Regions from separate parts of the Homo sapiens genome. Here region 2 is linked to region 1. Evidence: read pairs that join two places in POLR2A ChIA-PET (ENCODE). Cell type or tissue: MCF 10A. All regions are shown on one strand. Links, peaks and the distances in the headings refer to the core of each region. The heading gives the core; the rest is flanking DNA.

The links. Peaks named below come from ENCODE experiments on the same cell type or tissue, not always from the same donor. Only the 100,000 strongest peaks of a DNase experiment are listed, where the experiment ranks them.
Region 2: POLR2A ChIA-PET joins it to region 1 with 13 read pairs; 8 of 35 experiments call an interaction of 5 or more read pairs at or near these places.

Annotation. Positions count from the first base shown.
Region 1 is chr21:15,060,731-15,068,935 of GRCh38, reverse strand. NRIP1 (nuclear receptor interacting protein 1) reads left to right here and starts at 3,936. Exons shown (of 4, transcript NM_003489.4): 1 at 3,936-4,191. It overlaps LINC02920 (long intergenic non-protein coding RNA 2920), which reads right to left and starts at 1,866. Exons shown (of 2, transcript NR_186411.1): 1 at 1,724-1,866; 2 at 1,099-1,401. RefSeq lists enhancers at 3,035-3,084, 5,535-5,584 and silencers at 3,415-3,594, 3,845-4,704. In MCF 10A, for the core only: no CTCF peak of the experiment used is centred there; DNase peaks (open chromatin) are centred at 3,105 and 3,845.
Region 2 is chr21:15,480,082-15,488,286 of GRCh38, reverse strand. No RefSeq gene overlaps it. Among named protein-coding and RNA genes, the nearest start is that of USP25, 250 kb to the left of the region's middle. RefSeq lists a silencer at 5,075-5,124. In MCF 10A, for the core only: a CTCF peak has its summit at 4,905 (motif pointing right); a DNase peak (open chromatin) is centred at 4,926.

The sequences.
Region 1 (8,205 bases), core at 1,963-6,962:
CTGGAATAAGACTAGTCCAAATGAAGATGTGCTATAAATGTAAAAGACACACTGGATTTTGAAGACTGTAAAAGATTGTAAAATATCTAATTAATAATTCTGTATGTTGTATAGACATGAAATGGTAATTTTTGATGTATTGGGTTAAAGTGCATTATTATAATTAATTTTACCTGTTCCTCTGTACTTTTGAATATAACTACCAGAAAATTTAACATTCCTTATGTGGCTCACATTTGTGGTTCACTTTATGTTTTTATTGGTCAGTGCTGCTCCAGAGGCTAAGGGACTGTGGCTAATAAGGTAACTGCAGTGGGGTTCCATTTGTCTGTGATCTATTATATTACACATATTTCTCCCTACTCAGGTGTCATAGTTCACTCCATAGTGTAAATATGGGCTCAATACTTCTCAGTGCATATTTTTGTCTTCTCATACCTCTCTACTGTTGAACAGTCTATGTCCTCTCCTGAGAACCTCTTTTCCCACTTTGCCTACATGGCTAATTCTTTTAACCTTTTAATGGCCAGCGGAAGCATTATTTTCTCTGCAAAATGTTCTCTGAACTCCCTTACATCACAGCCAGGACCCCAAGAGAAAGATACATTCTGTCCTCTGGGGTATGACAGTATGTTGGCCAATATCTACTGAATGTCTATTGTCTGCTGGGCACAGGGATGGGTAGCTGGAAGTCCCCAAATGTGAATGAGAGGGATATGGACCCTGTGCCTGTACTGCTTGCATTCTACAGTGGGATACGGACAAGCAAATACCCACTAACAAAACGGTTTTTGAAAATGCTATAGAGGAGAGATTTAGAGAACACACCAAAGGCTACAGAACCAAAGGCTAGAGAACACACCCAGACTACATCTTTGTGGCGGAGAGGTATACTGAGACTGAACTAAAGGCATGTGATCCCACAGGAACCCTGGACGTAAAACAATAATTAGGTGTTTAAGTATATAAACCCAACAGCATTGTTTTCACATCACAAATGATTCAAATGAGACTTGACTTCAAAGTACAAATTACCAAATAGGCATTCTTATATTACATATAATGCCCTAGTATCCTTGCAATGACTCTGTTAGCCAGGAAATTTAGGTATTGATTTACTTAAAAAAACAAAGAACAACAACAAACAAGTCTCCACATAATTAGCATGATTAAGTGAAAATGAATTCCACAAGAGGTGTGCAATTTACTTAACACTCATGCCACTATCAAAAGAGTTCAGGATTTCAGTGATTGGATTTTTGTGGGGTTGAGAAAACAGAATAAGAAGAAGTAGTGAGCAGCTTTGGGAAGTCACCTAACATACAGCAGTGGACTTTTTAACAACAATGTTGGAGGGCTGGAATATTCTCGGCTTGCTGGGCAATCTCCATGGTCCAAAACCTGGTTAAGAAGTAAGAGGAATGTATTTAAAAGATAGACTTGAGTAGTCCAAATATCTTTCCCAAAGTCTATGCACTAAGGTGTGTGTGCGCCCTACTCCTTGGTGAGCCCATTAGTCCCTTACCCAGAACCTATTAAGTTTACTTTAGACAGAATTGTGACAAGTGAGGCTATCTGGATTCCCAGTCCGCACTAGACTGGAAGTTACCCATCAGAAGATGAGGAGAATGTTAGTGGCAGCTATGCTAGTAACAGTAAGGACAATAGATTGTCAGTTAGTGAAGGGGGAGAGAGAGAAATTACAAAAGGCAGAGATAATCACTAAGTCATAGCATCCTAGAGTCCTTCGGTGCAGCGACTGATAGCTTTTGTACCTCCTGGGAGCATTCCTAACACCTAGAAAGAATATAGAATAGGAACTGGATATATTTACTGAATCCGCTACAACCTACTACAATAATTACTTTTAATAAAATTAACATTGAATTATCAAGAAAATGCTAAATGACGTTCAACAAACTGCTTAAGAGAAACATTTGCAATACATTGTAGAAAAATCTGTATAATGGTTAAAAATAATTTTCATAAAAAAAGTTTGACCCCCCACTAAGGGCCAAGCTCCAATTATGCTGGTCATCATTGAATTGAAACGGTTTGCTTTGTATCAATTCTGAATAAATGATGCACTAAAAAACAGCAGACTTTATTTTGCCTAGAGCAGATTTTGAATTGTGGTATATGCAAATAATATGGTATTATATTATATGAGGTTTAACTATATAAAATGGCAACAGATTGCATAGTTCAATCACTAGGGTGATGAAAAATAATTGTTTTAAAATGTGCCATTGCCACTAAGGAAAACATTGGCACTATGTGCCCGGCACTGTGCTGGGTGCTGAATTTATTAAGCATTAATTTGAAAAATTGCTTTCACTTTCAAGACTGTGACAGTATTCTAAAACTCTCATTCATATTGTTTAAAGGTTAAGTGAAATTTGCAATACACAATACAGCCATTACATAACAGGCACAGAATACAGTTTCATGACTTGGATAGTTTTTGTTTTTTAAGCGCATTAGCAACTTCATTTCCAAATGCTATCAAATTCTTCAGGATATGAAAACCTACATATAAGAATGGAGTGCCTCATCGGCTCATTTGTCTTATGTAATAAGTGTTTTAACACGGGCATGCCGTTTCAGAATTTCGGGTGAGACTAAGCTGTACTTTAGCTTTTTTGTGTCAAGCAAAAACAATTTCAGCAACAACACTCGCTTCCCCTGGTAATTTTTTTCATGGCGAATTACTAAATGCTAGATGCTCAAGTCAAAAAGAAACCTGACATCTGGGGAGGTGTTGAGGGGGTGTTAATAGTTCTAGTGAGATGTCTGGGGAGCGTTGAGGATACGATTTTTCAAACAGCAAATACAAGGATAAGGGGAAATTATGGTTTCGTATGACTCTCTCCTCCTTCCACTTTCTCGTTTCACCAATCTGTGGCCCCCCCAATTTAGAGGCGGGTTCAGTGAGATTAGGCTGCAGGAAACCGAGAGGCTCCACCGCGCTGCCGCCCCGGCCTCGTGATGTAATTGTTATTTCTTATTCGGAGACCGAACCGAGGAGAGCTGCTGAAGAAGTAGCAGCCCTGCTCCTTTTCCCTTGTCTTGTTGGGTCAGATCCTTCCCGGGGATGATGCAGATTGGCTGACAGACTCCGCTGGAGACTTCGCAGTGACAAAGCAGCCGAGGATTAACCCTGCTCCTGGGTCCTACGTCTGTCCAGGGAGCTGAGCGGGGCGCTCCTCAGGTCTCCTTCCTAGTTTTCCTCCCAGAGTCGCTCCACACGAGTGCTGGGCGCCTACTACGTGCTGGGCGTGGGGTCAAAGTGACCCAGAGTTCGCGCCCGTGCCCCCCAACATTAAAGCAGGACACACAGATTACAAGGAGATAGAAATTGGGGGTGGGTGGGTGAAAGGGGGCCCAGAGAGCGCGTGTTGTGGGGTGAAGGGGAGGAGGTAGACGCTTAAGGCAGGCGGGGACCCTGGAGCGTCTGGGGCGCCCCGGCCCCCAGGCTGTGCCCAAACGGGAGCATTCGGCCTGGGTCCCAAGAGCGCTTTCCCCGGTCCCCAGGAGGAGCTGTCCAGGCGCCTGCAGCGGTCGCGGGCGGCTGGACAGAGCTGGGAGCCCGGGGGACGGCCCGGGCGCGCCGTGCAGCCCCTCTCTCGGGGACGCGGTCCTCTCGCTGCCTCCGGGTCTTGCAGCCCCGTCTGGGACACCCGGAGAGCAGGCGAGAAGGAAATCCACGAAACAGAGGGGGTTCCGCAGCTCCTGTGAGCCGCCCGGATCCGCGCGGCTTCCTCCTGACCGGGTGACAATGGGAGGGAGGGGGAGAAAAGGGTTAAGAAACTTGGCTGAAGAGCTGAATGGCGTGGGGCGGCGAGGGGAGGGACTGGGCCGCGGCGGACTCGGCGGCGGAGGGAGGAGCGCGGCTGCGGGCGGGCGGTGAGCGAGGCGCTCAAAGTCAGCCTCGCAGACATTGCAGCAGAGCCCCGAACTCGGGAGGCGGCGGCGGAGGAGGCGGCGGCGAGGCGCAGGGACGACCCGGCCCCACGCCCGCCCGCCACCCGCGCGCGCCCGTCCGCCCGTGGCCTCGCGTCCGCCGCTGCGCCGTGAGCGCCGCTGGTCGGAGGGAAGAGCTCGCCGGGGCGCCGGGCCAGGACGGGGCGGCAGGCGCCTTCGCGGACCGAGCCTGACGGAGCCGGAGGCTGGGAGCCGCGGCGGCCTGGGGTGAGTGACGGCCGCGGCCAGGGCGCCAGGAGTAGCGGCCGCCGGCGCCGCCGGAAACGGCCCGGGAGCGCGGCCCGCGTCGGCTCTCGCTTGGCTGGCAGGGCCGCGGGGGCGTCGGGGCGGCGGGGAGGGCGCGTTTCCGGGGAAATCCTGCCTCTGCTGCCTGGTTCGAGTCTCCGGGTTCTCGCGGGGGGCCGGGGCGGCGGGCCGGCAAGTTGTGGAGTGGCCCCGGGTCGGCCCGCCCGTCCGTGCCAGTTCTGGGCAAGGGGGCGGCCGTCGCGTGGCCCCTGAGCGGGGCCGGACTCGGGGGGCCGGGTCGGGGTTGCCCCCGCTCGCTTGCCCTCTCGGTCCCGAACCCCGGGCACCGCTCGCCTCGCCGCTCTCCGTCCTGCTGTCCAGCCGGATCCTGGGCGGCGCCTTTCGCCTGGGTGCCTCCCTGCTCCTTGCTCGCTGGATACCCGGCTGGGAAAGTGAATAGGAAAAGGGACAGCTCGCCCGGCCCCCACCCGACCCCGGGCCGCTCTGCCCGCACTCGCGGTCCCCTCCCGATGGCGAGGCTCACGGACCCGAGGCCTCAGCCATCATTTTACCAGGAGCCAGGGGCCGGCCCCCATTTAGGGTGAGCCCGGTGGAAGTCCGGGAGGCTGCCTTTTCTCCCTTCTTCTGTGTCCACCTTATTACGATTGAATATTGTTTTATGAAGGTTTCCGTGGATGTATTCTGCAGACCCTCCCATCCCTTCCAAAGTAGTTTCCCAATTTTGATCAGGAGTTGGTGTTCAGTCAGAAGGAACAAAGGAACCAACTGTGTCTTAGAGGCGGACAGGCTGGGAGTCTGTGACACATGTTGATCTCTGAAGCATTCCAGGAGTTTCTACCTTTTATCACGTCAATAATTGGCTGCTGAAGGTAGTAAAAGAAGTACGGAATGATAAGCACTTTTGCGTTTTAAAAATATTTTTTAATGGCACATTTTACTTTGGGGAAAAAAGACGTTCTTAGGCACAAGGATTTTTAAAAACCCAGTTGGTGGAACTGAGTTGGAGTTTGTTTCTGGTATTGTAAATGATTACATGTGGGATTGTGAAGGAAATTGTGTCCTTAGAGGAAGAGAAGCCATCTGTAGGTGTCCATAGTAAAAATGGTTGTCGGGTTATATGTGATGAATGCTCTTTCTGTTTCTTGGGGGAATTTGTGAAGCAAGGGGCTTCGGTAATTCATTCTTTAAAGTTATGAATTGCATTGAACCTGCTTATTAGTGAATCATAGGTTTAGTAAGTGGGTGGCATTATTCAGTGTTTAATCATCAGTTTTCCACCTTTGTTGAAGAGACAGTGAAATAATAGACTTTTTAAACAAATGGTGTTTCATCTGCCTGGCCCCTAAGTGTCGGTTGCCGCCTGGAGTATGTTGAAGTGTTTTTCACCTTCCAAGTAAGTGAGTTGCTCTGGTTTTGCCCGGCAGTTCGGTAACGTCGATAGGGTTTATTTGGTTCAGGGAGCACTGGCTTCATCACCTACAGTAACTTTTTTTCTGCCTGGGCATAGTTCCTAGAGACAAAGAAGGAGAATCAATTAGTGGAGCGGCTACTGCCCTGCAGGTTGTAGGATTGGTTGTTCTAGTCTGTTTCATACTCTGGTGGAGAAAGACCTCTTTCCAAACTTACCTTTAAAAGTGCCCTAGGAGTGTGAGTAAAATATACATCAGAACATAACAGAAAAAAAAAAGGACTGTTCGTTGTTGATTTTATTCAAATGAGTTAGTTGAAAAACCAGGTTTAATGCCTGTGGGAAGTTAGTTGAAAACCAGGTTTAATGCCTCTTTTACATGCATTTCTAAACTCTGCAGAACTTGGATTTTGCTAATTTTAACACCCTAAAATATTGTTAACTTTGCACTAAAGAAGTGTGTGAAGAGACTAAAGGCTTTTCTGACTCTTGCAGTTATAAGTGCAAAACATCATGATAAAAAATAACCTATACCACCACCTAGAGTCTGTTTGTTAGTTTATTGCTCATGAAGTTTGCTTAAATTGACATGTCTGTTACAGTTCTGATATAGTCGAAAATGATTAAGAAGTACTAGCTTTCAAAAGCCCGTCCAAGAGAACAATTATTTAAGTAATAAATAGCAAGTGCCACTTTAAATTATCCGTGCCACCTTTAGAATTGAAAATTATGACATATCAAGTTGAGTGGGCTATTCTCCAAAAGATGTTAATTCAGAAGATTTTAAAACGGAGTTTTCAGTTTGTGCGCCAAGGCAGTTCTGATTGCTTAAAGACTTCTGCGTTGTTATCAGAGATTCAAGAAATCTTCCCAATCAGATGCCATTAGAACTTTTTGAAGTCCAGATGAAACAAAAGCAAAAATACAGGAGAGCATTACAACTACAGAAATTCTGGAAATTCAGAAGTTAAGAGAGAACGCAGCCCATGACAGAGTTGTGATTCAGAGATATGAAGAGTAAAATCAATGTGAATTAAAGTGATAATCTGTTTTGCTGGTAGTTTATATGTGGTAAAGCAGTCTATTAAATGAGAGACCTTAGGGAGGCAGCTTTGTTGCCATGTGGCTTATCACATTGTCCATGGAGGAAGTAATGTTCCTCCTTTAAGTGGTGTAGCCTGAGAGAAAGATGGCCTCCAAGATCTTTAATTAAATACCAGTTGAACAGAAAGAACTAGAGCACTGTATTAATTCTGTCAAACATCACTATTTTAGAACATTGAGGACAACTAAAAATGAATTAACGCATATCTGAAAGCAGAGTTTGATAGAAGGTGACAGATGAGGCAAAATATGCCAATCTAATGGAACAAATAAGATAAGGAGATATGCCATCCTTGACTCTAGAAAGATCAGAGGGAAGAAGATTATTGTTAATTGCACAGATTCTATTGCAGACCAATGCTAGAAGACAATGACATAGAAGTAATTTTAAATCAGAGTGGCTTAGGATATATGAGGTTAAAGGAATTTGGCTTTTAATTTTAAAACGTAAAGAATGTAAGAAACTCAAAAGCTCATGTTCTAACTGTTGTTTGGGAAAAGCAGTAATAGTTTGGTGTATCAGGTTAAAAGATAATTTTGCTCAGAATGAGTTTAAAATACCGAATTTTTGTCAAGGAAAACATTATTCACTTTAAATTGTGCTAGGGTCAGTTTTGCTTTTCGCATTTGAGATTGCTTGATACAATTAGTTTTTAATGTAGGTTAGTAAGAGGAAATGGTAGTCCCTTCCCTACCATTTCCCTCCCTCCCTTGCTCTCTTCCCCTTTTCTAAAATAAACACTGTCTAGATCTTTGGATATTTTCTTCCATGAAAAACTGCCTTAGTTGCAGCGTTCCTTCTTGGCTGTGGGTGGGGAGAAGTTTCTTCACTCTTGTACTTTTCCCTTCTGCCCCTTCAGGTGATTGATACACAATCAGAGTGGGTTTTGTTCTGTGTGTTTGTTTAATAACGATTTACTGTTACACGGATGAAGACTGGGAAAAAGCATTTGCCGTTCTAGCAAAGTCCTGTATACCCATGTCTTCCAACTGGAGAAATATTTTCATTAAAATAATCTTGACTACTGTTGAAAAGTCAAAGAAAATTTTCAACAAGATATGCTAGGGTCTTGCAGGATATGAGTTTGAATCTGTGAACTAAAAAGGTTCAAGTTGCATTTCCTTAAGTTGTAGTTTTTTCAGGGACTTTTGGGGGAGGGGGAATGAGCAGGCTCATCCTGTAGTATTTAGATAACACAACAATTAGAGAAATGTAACACCACTATGGCCACTAAGACTTGAGAAGGTAAAAACCAGGAGTGTCAGATGGTGAAACAGGCCATTGGAATGGAACTGAAGATTATGTCGAGAGGTTGGAATGAACAAAAAGTAAATGGAGGAGAGAGATCTAGTTTCTGTATCCTGTTTGCATCTGATGCTGAAGCAGAGACATGAATTGCTGATGGTAATGGATTCTATTCTCTTTTAGGAGGCCAGCAATATTATATAAATAGTGGTTGTTT
Region 2 (8,205 bases), core at 1,811-6,810, 420 kb before region 1:
GAAAAGAGTAGTACCTAACTTATAAGGATATTGTAAGAACCAGTAAAATATATTAATCCCTGGGAGGACAAAATAGAAGAAGCGCAATGCATGTTCATTTTCATTCACACTGTCTCAGGAACCGTATGGAATTACAGTGACTGCTACTTGCAAGGTGATTGGCAATGGGGTCTTCCTAGCTGCGACAGAGTCACTTCTTCAGTGATGCCATCTAATGAGACTATCAATTGGATCTGATATTATCCAAATGATTAATTCAGATAATTTGGGGGAAAAAAGATATGTTGAAATTGAGTACTCTGTTTTCTATTTTGCACCAATGATTTAAAGAATAATTAGAAAACCAAATATTTAAATATTTAGCACCAAAATATTTAAAGTATAATTGTGACATCTGATAGACATATTAAGCTTTTAAGATGTTGGCGTCTCATTTTGAATATAGGCTGAAGTCAGAGGTCAATATTTGTGGTAATTAGAAAATGTATATAAAGGAACTTAATATTGTCTCGTTCTTGTTAGTTTTGCATTTTGGACTATTTAAGTATCCCAGAGTTGTGAATTAGGATTTATGTTTGTCACAAAAGCAAATGAAATGAACTCAGTGAATTTATCAGATTATCATCTTACAACACATTAATTAAATATTACCTATTACATATTTGTGTCTATAATTACTATCCAGTAATTATTAAACCAAGTCTGGTATTCTTGCAAATCAAACTATACAATCCAAGTAAATTTTTACCTTCAAATCTTTTTTCTGGCCATTTGTCTTTTTCTTTTAATCATACATTTTCTTTGGAGTTGTTAAAAGAGCAAAGTCATACATTTGAGTAAGTGCAGATGGCCAAGATTAAGAGAACATTCAGGCTAGGGTCCCTCCAACATAATTTAATTTAGGGGTTCGAGAGTTCCAGAAAGCTTTCCGCTGGGGTAGAAAGGCATTTTAGGAGGATGTGAGTGACTGGCAGCCTTGCCGAAGTAATTTGTACTCTCTTTCCAGCCAACTGCAATAACATCAACTTCAAGTGATAAGGATACTGCTAAATTTGCTTTAATTAATGTCAGGTTCCTGAGTAATAAATCACTATTAATTGTTGAGTTAGTTTTTTGGAAATGGCCTAGTCTTTTTGGCTGTTGCTGATATTTGGCTGGGAAAGTCTTCCACTTGTGGAGGCCCTACCTGCTCAATCATTTACTTTACTGTTCTTAGCTTTTCAAGGTAAGAATTTCATCACGGTTGAAGGTCCATGAAATTACTCTCATTTTATTTTGCAATTTTCCCAAAGAGTAGAATTTCATAACCTAATGTGGAATTCAAAAAGGGAAAACATCTATATGATTCTACTCTTCTAATCCCGAAGAGTAGAATTTCATAACCTAATGTGGAATTCGAAAAAGGAAAACATCTATATGATAAAAAATAACTGAACTTCTGTCTTCATTTTTCAATATTTTCTGGAGATGCCAGGATACACAAAACCTGTATTTTTTTCCTCTCTTCTCCCTATAATTTAGAGATGCATTTCTGAGTTGCGTAATTTCTAAAAAAGAATGTGTGTGCGTGCGCACATGCGTGTGTGTACTTGTGTATGTGTGCGTGTGTGTGTGCACATGGGTGTGTGCATGTGTGTGCGTGTGTGTGCATGCATGCACGTGTGCCTGTGTGTGTGCACGCATGCATGTGTGCATGTGTGTGTGTGCATGTGTGTGTAAGTTCTCCTAGCTATTTGGTCTATCCTTTAATTCAACTTATTTGAGCTGGTTGGTCTCATCTAGTCTAACCTTGCAAAGAATCCCCTTCTCAACCAAGGATCCATCTTGTGCAATAGCTTCTTGCTTCTGAGGCTTCCTAGAGCTCTATTTTCAGTTCAGTTTGGATTTGTACTTCTTGCTTCCACTGGGTGACTTTATTCTTTGTAGTGTACACTGTCACATGCATGCAGGAAATATGCATAGGTAAGTTCTAGTCTGGGCTGATCCTACAGATGTTTGATATGTTGTATAATTATGCCTCCTTGATATGTAACCATAGGCCATTTCAAATTCTGTTAAATTTGAAATATACCAAGTAGCATTATTGATTAGTTAATCCATGGACGTCATAAATTCTGAACTCTCTAATTGGCATATCTTGTATTGGTCCTTCAGATTCTCAGAGAAATGTGTCTGAACCAGGGTAAGAAAGGAACGACTTTCTTAATGCATTACATTGCAATTCAGTGAATATGCTAAGCTACCACATTAGGAACCTGGCCAAGCTCTTTAGTCAATTTTCAATTAATTTTAAGTGGGGGGAGGGGCAAAGGGTGCTGAAAAAGAAATGGGCTGAGAATTAGAGAGCCTGACACTGACATCTGACACACAGACAATTTACTGAACCTCATTTTCACATCCATTAATTCAGTGAGAGCTGGATGGTTGGGCTGGGGAGTTCCTCATGTCCTTTCCACTGCTAACTTTCTATGAATAATTCTTAATGTCCACCTGTAACCAGTCCATTGCTTATCAATTTCTTTATTTCACAGGGAGTAGGAGCAAAGTAAGGTATTAAAACTCGGATGGTCGCTTTTTTTTGTTGTTCTTACAACTTCTGGCATATAAGTTTAGGTTTGAAAGAAGAATTAAACCATTTATAAAAACAGAGAAGGAAATTATCTGTAGATTTGTGAACATACACAGCAGCTTCTCATTTAGCATATAAAATTTAGAACTGGATTTTTAAAAAATAGAATCTTTGCTAAACAAATGCATATTTTTCCTTCAACTTTTCTTTGTCTACAAAAATTTCTGAATACTAGTCCCCCCAATCGTCACTTATAGTTCTTATGAAGCAACTAGCTTCTTAAAAGCTTTGAGTTTACTCATCTCTCAACAGTGATTATAAGAGCCTCATTTGCACTCAATCAAAAAGTATGCCTATTTCAATGTCTTGTTATACTTCAATGATTTTCTAGCTTCACCTCAGCAGTGATTTTGCAGGATAAGAGTGGAAACCACTGGAAAATAGAAGACTGAGGAGAATTGTGTAGCATTGTATAAGATATCATAGGTATGGGTTGTTTTAATGGACTCCTCTTTACCCCATTAGTGAGGAAGGGATTTCCACGCTAGGGCTAAGGTGATGGCCATATACACAATACCTGGTGCTGGACAGATGGGATAGACAGCAATTTATTAGTCACATATACTCACAGCCCAGGAGAGGAGGACACTGCATGCCAGGGAGTATATCACCAGGAACAGAGTGAACAACCAGGGGCTGTGGGAGCAGGCTTTGTAGTATCAAGAGGGCATGATGTCCTGGTTCCCACAAGACGACGTGATTGGCTTGTTTGAATAAATCCATAGGCTAGCTGGGAACTGAAACCTACTCCCCAGTAATAGGCAGAAATTGTGCCTGGTCACCTCACTAAGGAGAGTTATTCAGTTAGGGAGCTTTATTCTCACAAGCAAAGTGAGGAGGGGAACTTGCAGTTAGACCATTTGAGACCCTCCATTCTTAGCAGATGTCAAGCAGAAAATAATATTGAATTTTAGTTTTAGTTCTAACGACACATGGATATATGAAGTTATATATTTTTTAAAAAATTATCTAAAGCAAAATTAAGAAAATTAAGAGGATCATATTTAAATAAAATATGGGAAACAATTATTGGTGAGAAATAAAGACTAATTTTTTTTGGAATAATATGTCAGAAGATGTATTCAAGCTTTAATAAATAACATCAAAATCCTGGAGAAAATGTTTTGTTTGGATAGAAAATGGGTGAATTTTAGGATCTTCCAGTTTTAAGCTTTTATCGTTTGTTATCACCTGATTGATAGTTTGTCTTTCTCAGGGATTTCATTAATAAATACCTTTTCCTGGTTTTAATTTCCCCTTTTGTTCTAAAGTGTCTCTGCATAGGTAATCTAAGCTCTTTCTGCATCTTACAAGATTGAGGTTGGCTTTTCCGGTATTTACTTTGCTTGGCTTTCACAGAGCAAATTTGAATTTATGATTTTAGGTTTGCTCAGCTCTTTTGTATATAAGAAAATGCTCTGCAAACAACAATTCAATAGACTAATTTTTATGTAATTTATAAATTGCAACACATTTTTAATGAGAAGAAACTATTCAGAGGAATAGTATTAAGGATGAACCTAACACTATTGAAAGGCTATTTTTCAATAAATGCTAGTGTAGTTTACAATCTTTTATGGTAGAGATGTATTTACCATAACCAACTCCTTCAATTTTCCTGGTACTTGTTTTGGCACTGAAAATATCGCATCCTAGGAAGCCTGTGAATCCTGAGAAAACCAAGACGGTTGGTCACTCTAGTTGTATTCCCATTAGAACTTATATTTCAGCAGGTCAGAAATAGATACAAGGTGACTGGCATATATCTTTTTAAAGTATTGTATTTCTTGCTATATCCCTGACACTTAAAAGATTTCTGGGTGTGTAGTAGGTTTTCAAAAAATATTTGATGGCAAAATGATTGAGAATACAGCCTACCAGTCAATGTCTAATTAACTCAGAAGGAGAAGGTTTATCTCATTGGAATATCATCTTTATCTGTTAGGAACCATCTCTTCTAATTCATGTGAGATAAAAATAGTTCTCTGATTGGAGAATACCTGGCGAAGTGTGCTGAATCAGTCAAAAGGAATGAGTGTTCCAAAATGTGAATGCTAGTCAGTTTGTAATGAGTATCATTGAAAATCCCAAGTTAAAAAGTCAGATGCTTGTTTATCATGTTACTCAAAGCATCTTTAGTAAAATACCCAAACCTCTAAAATTATCAATTTCACCTAACCCTTTGTGAAGACTGTACATGTCCACTCAGGTCTGATGGTGTAGGAGAGGCGGGGCAGGAAACCCACACTTGAGAAGGGACTCTGAGGCTACTTGCTGCAATCTGTCCAGCAGAGGGCGGTGGTACACCTCTGCAAAGACCGAGGCCCACTCTGGGATACGCGAGGATGGTCAGAAAGATGCCTAAGGCCTGCCTGCAAGCGCAGAAAATTAAGAGCATTGGGGAAGGATTCTATGCAGGAAAGCTCTGAGGTCACTTGATACAAGCACAGTGCTATCGTGCACAAGCTGTGGTTTCCCAGTGAACAGTCTTAAGTCACTCAGAAATATATGAAGTCTCATAATTTTACTTTAACCTAAAATAAAACAAAAACAATAAATTATCGTTCCTGAGGGCCAATGCACTAACTACAAAGCTCATTTAAAAATGAAAAAAACACTAAATACTCAAAACCAAGACAAAACACAAATGTATAAAGTTTAAAGGAAAAATCCTAATCATTTTTTCTAGCTTCTGATGATATCGAACATGTTCAGTGCCTTAAAGTTTCCCAAAGTTACAGTGACATTCTTTTAAACATACAGGCTTTTTGAGATCTTTAGGATTCTACTAGTTTTGTGTTTTGTGGCAAACTCTTGTGGCACAGAGCAGTTAAGTGCTTTATTTAGGGACACATAGCTAGATGGAGTAGAGCCAGTTAGTTTGAAAACTAGTTTATTTCTGTCTGCACTCACCTATGGCACTCTCCAATTACATACCACATATTAAATAACATTATATTTATCATTAATGATTACCCATGCTTTAACTGAAGACAGGTATTTCTTACAAATAATAAGGTGATTTCACCAAGACTAAACTTGATAATCTGATTTGTGTCCTAAAATGTCAACTTGCCCTGTAAATAATAATTCAGAAAAAAAAAAAGAGTGAAGTGTTACTTTCCAAAGAGCAGGAAAATTCTGGGTGCAAGAAAGAAACATTATTTCTAGATATCATTAAGGATTTCTTTAGTACTTTCAGAAAGGACATAAAGCATCTTTAGAAAAGAGAAGATAATGGTGAAATGAGGGAGGTTCTGTGCTCACTAGTGACATTTAATTTTCTTTGCTGAGGATGAAGAGGAAGATGAGGTCTCTGGGGACAGCTCCTAACATGCTTGCAGCAGGGTGACATTGTTGAATGCTTTTTCTGACTTCCATTTTTTCAGGGTAGTGAGAGCTGTTTGGCTTCTCCCCCTGGAATCTGCAGTCATTTGCTACCCTACAGCAAAATCTGGGTGATCACAGTTAGGAAAAATGGGTTCTGTGACTTCACATTTACATTCTGCACTAGTGTTCATGGGCTCCATTATTAAAAAAAAAAAAAAAAGAAAGACCCTCAGGGGACCCCCTTTCTCTGGCCTTGAAAGCTACATGGCAAATCTATAGCAAAGCTATTTGAAGGGTATACGTACTTGTGAATGACATGTGGTCCGCTCACCATCAGGAACAGATCTTCTTCAAGCACAGTCCTCTAACGTGAGCTGCTTGGCTTGGCTATCCAGGAGTTCAACTGCATGTGCTGTTTGGATTTGTTTGTGTCCAAATATATGTTTAACAGTAACTAATTTTTTTTTAATTGAGACTTCGCAACGGCAATAAAGAAGATTACTTCAGAATGACCCATCTGTAATTTACAATAAACTATATTTAATTTATTCAATTATGCATATAAAGCATATCTATGCATACATGTATGAAATGCCCAGAAACCGTGCTCAGCTTTAACTAAAATGAGATCCCTGGGTCCCCTACTAATCTTTTCTACATTCTTTTTTTGTTTTGAGACGGAGTCTCACTCTGTTGCCTGGCTGGAGTGCAGTGGCACGATCTTGGCTCACTGCAACCTCCACCACCTGGTTTCAAGCGATTCTGCTGCCTCGGCCTCCAGAATAGCTGGGACTACAGGCACCTGCCACCACGCCTAGCTAATTTTTGTATTTTTAGTAGAGACAGGGTTTCACCACGTTGGCCAGGATGGTCTCGATATCTTGACCTTGGGATCTGCCCACCTCGGCCTCCCAAAGTGCTGAGATTACAGGTGTGAGCCACTGCCCCCAGCCCCTACTAATCTTTTCTAGCTATGCACAGCTTAGGGGGAAAGTATCTTCAGTTTTGACCCTGATCCTCTTACTGTGTCATTATTTGAATTTTTTTTTTTAATCATAGGTTGACTTCCCTCTGTGTTCTCTGTTTTTATGTGGATCTGCCTCAGTGTAGTCACTTCCTGAGTCAAGACAGATGTGCTAATTGGAAGAATTCTCAGTCTCTCTCTGTTTGCAACCATTTAGAGTTCAGACTTTAAAATACAGCCTTTGCAGCAGAATTTCCACAGCTTGTATTTCTGTTCTTATTTACTACTATACATAGCCCCGCAAGGGCTGGATATGTGAAACTGCTCCATTTCTGTAAATATGTCTATTGTAACTCTTGATTATATAATTCCTCTTCATCTCTACTATAGTAGCCCCTTCAAATTGGAATTCAGTATCCCTCTTATGTTTGCATGTAGCACACTATACTTGTCTTCTCACAGAACTCATCAAACTGTCTTCAAATTGTCTATTTATTATCTGTTTCCCATTAGATTGTAAGGTCTGGGGACAGGAACACTCCTATCTTTATTTGTTCATTCATGCAACCAGTGAGTTGTTTCCTCCTGCCTCCATGCCACTAGTATTTGTTGAGCATCTACTATGTGCTAGACGTGCGTGCACACACGCTCAAACACACTTAAGAGCACAGCAGACATTTTCCTTGCAATCATTATGTCATCATTGAGCTAATAGGCTAATGAGGCAGGCAGAGGTTAATCAAATAATCAAACAGACAACATGAATTATCATTAAATGTGATGAAAGAAGGAGAGGTACATGATACCATGAAATTAATACAAAAGTAGCTGGGTGTGCAGTAGGTGAAGTGAATTCTGAACTGAAACTTAAAAGATGACAGAGTTAACTAGAAGGCAAAGTGGGAAAATAGTATTGCAGGCTACAAAGCTGCAAGGCAGAAAGGGTAAGTTTGAGAAATGGAAAAACATTGTGGTTGGATAACAGACAGTGAAGAAGAGAGGGGTGGTAGATGAAGCTGAATAAACAGGTATGGAACAAATTACACAGGGCCTTGGCCGCCGTGTTAGGAGTGTTGGCTTCCATCTAAAGAGCCGGGGAAATCCAGTGGAGCGTTTTAAGCACGAGAATCACAAGACCCTGTATGTAATTGCTCTGACTCCTGTGCAGAAGATGGATTGGATAGGATCCGAGTGAATGTAGAGATTTACCAAGGTGGCTCCTACAGCAGTCCAGGCAATAGATGATATAGTTTAAACTGGGGTGGTGGGGGTAGAGAAGGGT